Linked DNA regions of Homo sapiens: region 2 is linked to region 1. Evidence: read pairs that join two places in POLR2A ChIA-PET (ENCODE). Cell type or tissue: OCI-LY7. All regions are shown on one strand. Links, peaks and the distances in the headings refer to the core of each region. The heading gives the core; the rest is flanking DNA. Region 1 overlaps MAD1L1 (mitotic arrest deficient 1 like 1). Region 2 has its middle 26 kb from the start of ELFN1-AS1.

Region 1 (2,904 bases), core at 168-2,667:
ACTCCGGCGCCCGGCCCACTGTGGAGGGTGCAGGTCAGGTGCTCGCTCTGTTCCTCAACAGGAGTTGTTTCCCGCAGCCCCTGCCGCCTTGGCTTCGTTAGCATTCAACAGCAATTTATTCCTCTCTCGCTGCCTTCTTTTGTGCAGCAGAGATAAGTAATGTTTCTAATCTGTGCTATCTCCCAGCTGCAAATGTTCAAGCACTTTTTTCTTTTTATTTAAAAAAATGAAATCTCATTTTAGATTTGCAAAAGAGACAGCTAGCAATCTTTACTGTACTAACAACCCGCCACCCAGAGGCCAGGCGGGAGCGTGGACGGAAGTGAGCGCATCGGGCTGGGAGACAGCCGAATCTCAGAAGTCAGCACTGGGAGATTCATTTCTCTTCTCTTCAAAAAACCCATTAGACGTGGTTCAGAAGAGGTACTCCTACCCGAGACCCAGGAAGCACCCGGGCCGTGGCTTCCTGTGAACAGTCCTCAGGCGTGAGCTCTCAACCCTGCAGGGAGGAGCCCCTGGTAGGCCATTCTGGCCATGAAACTATCCCCAGTGGGACTGGCTGCCGACTGTGAGGAGTCACCTCCCACCAGCCCAGCCCTCGATGCCCCAGGCATGACTCAGAAGAACCAGCACCAATGCTCTTGGTGTCATCTGGGCTAACCTAGCACATGGATTTTCAAACTTCTCACAGCTCAAGCCAAGGGGCTGGCTGTGAGCTCCTTACAGGTAGAGGTCATTCCTTACACTTCGCCCCCAGCCACACAAAGCCCAAAACCGTCTCAGGGACATGGGCATTTAATAACTACCTGTTGATGGATAAGGACATAGGTGAGAAGCAAATCCCAGGCAACCATTGAGGTTTGAGAGACAGGTGCACACTGCTTTACGACGGCCAGCGCAGTCAGCTGCAAGTACTTTCTGTTCCAGACCAGCAGGGAAAATGAGGAGGAAAAGGTCTCAAAGCCCAGCCTGTTTCTGAGCAGAGCTAGGAATCCCAGCTGACTAGATCTCCGCGTTCTCCTTTACTCTTGAAACTCTATGGCAGAAAGCACGGCCTTTTGACCTTGAGCCTTCTGACAGATAGTAAGAAGCATGCCACAGCCAGGCGCTTCTGAGCGTGAAGCACCTGCTTCCTGGAGGGGGTGCCACACTCCAGACATTACAATGCTGGTGCCTTGCTCTGTGGTACTGCCGCTTTGCTTCTGCTTTACCCTACCCACCTGCCCACCCGGCGCGTCTGCCTCGTCCTGGCAGGACAAGCCCTGAGCGGGCCCTGCACCATCTGCAGGCCTCCTGACACCTGAGAGCAGAGATGCTGTCCGTGTCCTGGGCCCTGGCTGCAAACCGGAAGGCGTCCTTGGAAACGGCCGCACTGGGCCAGCACACAGCAAGCAGGGAGAGTGGGAGCCGCGTCCACCCAAGCCCCAGGTCCTGGCCGCAAATCATCACTTCATCTTGGCAGCTCATTCTGTTTTTATCATCAGTTTTAAATAATTAAGCTGGCCCTGAAGGGGGTTGGAGGGTGGGAGGGGAACAGCTCGTTGCCCAAGGCCAAGCCCCAGCGACTGGAGGCGCGGCTCCAGCATGACTCCTGTCGGGAGGGGCGCAGGGGCCTCCAGTGCCCCCCACCTCCACTCTGCAGACACGCCTGACAACTTGACGTTGGTGTTAAAGTCGTATCATTTCTGTAACAGTGCAGTTATTAACGAAGCCTCATTTGCACGTGTCAGGGGAAGAGAAAAATCACCTAATTAACCACTTTCCCCATCAGCAAGAGGATGGGGGGAGTGCTGCCAATTTGTTTTCAACGGCTTCCTTCCCACCCTCAGAAACTTGCTCCCCTTCAATGGGAAAAAACTCATAATCCTTTGTCACAAGGGACTGGAAAAACCCTAGTTTCCACTGTGGGAACATTCATACACCAAAGAGGATGCGGGCTTTTGTGCTATGGGGTCTGCCCTGGGGGGAAGGGCCACAGCCACTGTGCCTGGCGCGAGACTGGGGCTCCACTCCTAAAGGGTCTCCATTCAGGTGGGTGGCATGAGACTGGGGCTCCACTCCTAAAGGGTCTCCATCCAGGTGGGTGGCATGAGACTGGGGCTCCACTCCTAAAGGGTCTCCATCCAGGTGGGTGGCATGAGACTGGGGCTCCACTCCTAAAGGGTCTCCATCCAGGTGGGTGGCATGAGACTGGGGCTCCACTCCTAAAGGGTCTCCATCCAGGTGGGTGGCATGAGACTGGGGCTCCACTCCTAAAGGGTCTCCATCCAGGTGGGTGGCAGGAGACTGGGGCTCCACTCCTAAAGGGTCTCCATCCGGGTGCCTGGCGTGAGACTGGGGCTCCATTCCTAAAGGGCCTCCATCCAGGAGGCTGTGCACCTGGACCCTGAGAGCCAGTAAAGAACAAAGACGCTTCTTCCCTCAACTTACCAAAGTGAGCAGCCTCTATGCTGCCACCCACCAGACTACCGGCTCCATGCTCACCAAAGTGAACAGCTTCTATGCTGCTCACCCACTAGACTGTTGGCTCCGTGCACACAGGGCCACAGCTGTCTCAGTCACCATCACAGCCCAAGCTGGCCCACGCCTGACACATGCTGGATAAACACATACCAGGCAGGAGAAGGAGGAGTGCAGTCCAGTGCACACAGGGGGCTCTGCAGCTGGGAAGACCCTGACTGGAGGTCTGAATCTGCCATGGGTGGGAGTGGGCAGATCACACAGCCTCGCTGACCTTGGACCCTCCTGTCTGACTCAGGACTGAGTCTCCCCAGCAGAAGAGGCTGAGAGCACAGGATAAGGTGAAAACGCAGGCTAGGTCCTGGCACCAGTCACAGGGCAGACTCTCAACAGATGCCAAGTCCTGCCACTGCACCCACCATCATCACCAACACTGCCACTGTC
Region 2 (2,904 bases), core at 84-2,583, 330 kb before region 1:
AGCCAGGATGGTCTCGATCTCCTGACCTCGTGATCCGCTTGCCTCAGACTCCCAAAGTGCTGGGATTACAGGCGTGAGCCACTGTGCCCGGCCAACCCAGGCTGGTCTTAAACTCTTGGACTCAAGCAATCCTCCGGCCTCAACCTCCCAAGGTGCTGGGATTACAGACGTGAGCCACTGTGCCTGGCTAATTGTTTACTTTGAACCTATTACTCAAACCTAGGAAAATATAAGACCACAAGGTGAAAACCCAAAACAAACTGTGAGCCCAAATCATTCCAAACCTTTGTGAACTTACACACAGAATAAGCATGTGTCACTGTGTGTGTGTGTGTGTGTGTGTGTGTGTGTGTGTGTGTGCTGGGGCCTGGCATGTAACTGGGAATTCTCTGAATTAACTTCACGTCTTCTATGGTGTTTATTAAAGGCTAAGTAGTGCAAACCCACTAAGTAACAGCGTACACACTGCCTCACTTTGCTAGAGCTGCCTTTACAAAGTGCCACACACTAGGAAGCTCCAACAACAGAGACATATTGTCCCACAGCTCAGGAGGCCGGACCCCCAAAAGCAAGGCATGGGCAGGGCTGGTTCCTTCCCAAGGCTGTCAGGGAGAGTCCGTCCCTGGCTCTCTCATTTAGCTTACGATCGTTGGAGGGCAGCCTTGGGTGATCCCTTGGCTTCTAGAAGATTCACCCGATCTCTGCCTTCATCTTTGCATGTGCATCTCTGTCTCTGTGTCCAAATGTCCCCCTTGTAATGGGGTCACTGGTCATATTAGATTAGGGGCCACCCTAATGATTTCGTCTCACCTTGATCATCTGGAAAGACCCTGTTTCCAAACAAGTTCCCGTTCACACGCACTGGCGGTTAGGACTTGAACACTCAACCCATGACACCCACGCACACACGCCACCCATGTCACGTAACCACCACCCAGCCATTTAACTCTGTGTGTGTATGTGCCTGTGCATGTACAACACACACAAACACACACACACACACACACACACACACACACAGAGTTAAAATTCACCAGGGAGAGCAGCAGTTGTTTAGAGCAAAGACACCACAGCGCCCACACGTGCCTCGTTTGAGGTCCTGCAACCAGCTGGCCTGGGGAGCCGGTGACACCACCCACCCCCGTCTGCTCATGCAGCTTCCAGTGGGCTCTGTCACTTCCATCAAGAACAACACCCCAGGGCTACAGGAGCAACACCCCAGTGCCCACTGATATTCACTCTAAGGTCGTGGCATTTTTTCCGAGACCTAAAGCATTTTTAATTTCATGTTATTATTATTTTGAATGGGCTATTTCCCCCATGTTATTCTGATGGCTGTTGCTAATAGGCAGAAAAAAAAGTCTTTAGCTGGGCGCAGTGGCTCATGCCTGTAATCCCAGCACTTTGGGAGGCTGAGGTGGGTGGATTACTTGAGGTTAGGAGTTCAAGACTAGCCCGGCCAACATGGTGAAACCCCGTCTCTAGTAAAAATACAAAAATTAGTCGGGTGTGGTGTGGTGGTGGGCACCTGTAATCCCAGCTACTTGGGAGGCTGAGGCAGAAGAATCACTTGAACCTGGGAGGCAGAGGTTGCAGTGAGCCAAGATCGTGCCACTGCACTCCAGCCTGGGCAACAGAGCAAGACTCCTTCCCCAAAAATAAAAATTATTTTGAAATACATCTTTCTTTTAAAAGTTTGTTTGAATTTACATAGGTAAAAGTCAGCTTTTCTGGTGTGCAATTCTAAGAATCGGACAAATGTACAGAGTCACGCAACCACTGCCAAAATCAAGGTGCAGCTCCTCAAAAATAGCTCTCAGGTGCCGAGCCTCTGCAACCAGCCTTCCTTGAACCCCTTAGCCCGCCCTGTGCCCCTCCCAGTGCTGTTGGCTGCCCGGTCCAGCCACCCTGCGGCATCACCCAGACCCAGGACTCCTCCAGCGGGAACCTTCAGAGGTTCCTTCAGCTGGCGTCTGATTGATCCCAGTAGGTATGTGTGTCATTTTAATTGCTGAGTGGTATTCCTCGGTATGAAGGCATCACGGTTTCCTTATGCACCAGTTGAAGGCTGAGTTCCGTCTTCAGTAAATATGAACAAAACTATGAACTTGCAGGCATCGGTTTTTGTGTGAGCACAATTTTTCAGTTTTCTGGATAGATATCCATGATATTGAGGCAGGAGAATAGAGAATGAAGGTAACCAGGGGTTAAGGGAGAAGCAAAAGACCAGCAGGTGCAGCCAGTTCTAGGCAAGGTGAGGCAGCACACAGGCCGCCTTTAACCTGTGATAACAAGACAGACCCCTCTACTTCAGCCCCTGATTGACTGCGGGCCGAGCCTCCACTTCAGCCTCTGATTGGTCAAAGGCCAATCCTTCATAGGTGGGTAACCAATCGGAGACCTCTAAAGGGCACCGAGGGGGTGGTGCCAAGTTTTCTTGGCCTTATAAAAGCCCTGGGAGCCTTGCAATCAGGAGACTCTTGAGCCACATGCTGGGGCGTCTCTTGCTCCGTGAATTGTGCCTTTTCTCCTCCCCTGTCCTTTCTCTTGTCTTTCTTTGCTTCATTCTCTTGTTGCTTTGTGCGTGCATTTTGTTCCATTCTTTCTTCAACACGCCAAGACCCTGGACAACTCGCAGCCGAGACCTTCCATCCGGCCACCCGTGTTGGCGAGCAGGCCGGGAGGTAAGCCCGAATTTGGGGATGTGTTTTTTTCTTCTTTCTTTGTCGAAGCTGTCATCTGTGGGCGCGGGTTGAGCAGTGAAAAGCCACCAGGGCACCCGCCGCTTGAAGTCTCCGGTGACACGATAACTCGGTCAGGGAACGGGTCGTTCAGGTCCTGCCGAGCACAAGACACGTCCGCGCAACAGCCAGGGCGATGTTTGTGCTGCAGAATGTCTTTGCG

Evidence for each region. Peaks named below come from ENCODE experiments on the same cell type or tissue, not always from the same donor. Only the 100,000 strongest peaks of a DNase experiment are listed, where the experiment ranks them.
Region 2: POLR2A ChIA-PET joins it to region 1 with 5 read pairs; 1 of 35 experiments calls an interaction of 5 or more read pairs at or near these places.

Annotation. Positions count from the first base shown.
Region 1 is chr7:2,099,276-2,102,179 of GRCh38, forward strand. The region is part of intron 11 of MAD1L1 (mitotic arrest deficient 1 like 1); the gene reads right to left. Among named protein-coding and RNA genes, the nearest start is that of SNORA114, 12 kb to the left of the region's middle. RefSeq lists an enhancer at 1,184-1,233. In OCI-LY7, for the core only: CTCF peaks have their summits at 277 (motif pointing left), 1,110 (motif pointing right) and 1,310 (motif pointing left); DNase peaks (open chromatin) are centred at 446 and 1,136; H3K4me3 peaks cover 1,056 bases; H3K27ac peaks cover 1,840 bases.
Region 2 is chr7:1,766,655-1,769,558 of GRCh38, forward strand. No RefSeq gene overlaps it. Among named protein-coding and RNA genes, the nearest start is that of ELFN1-AS1, 26 kb to the left of the region's middle. RefSeq lists a silencer at 859-1,153. In OCI-LY7, for the core only: a CTCF peak has its summit at 1,087; DNase peaks (open chromatin) are centred at 1,077 and 2,397.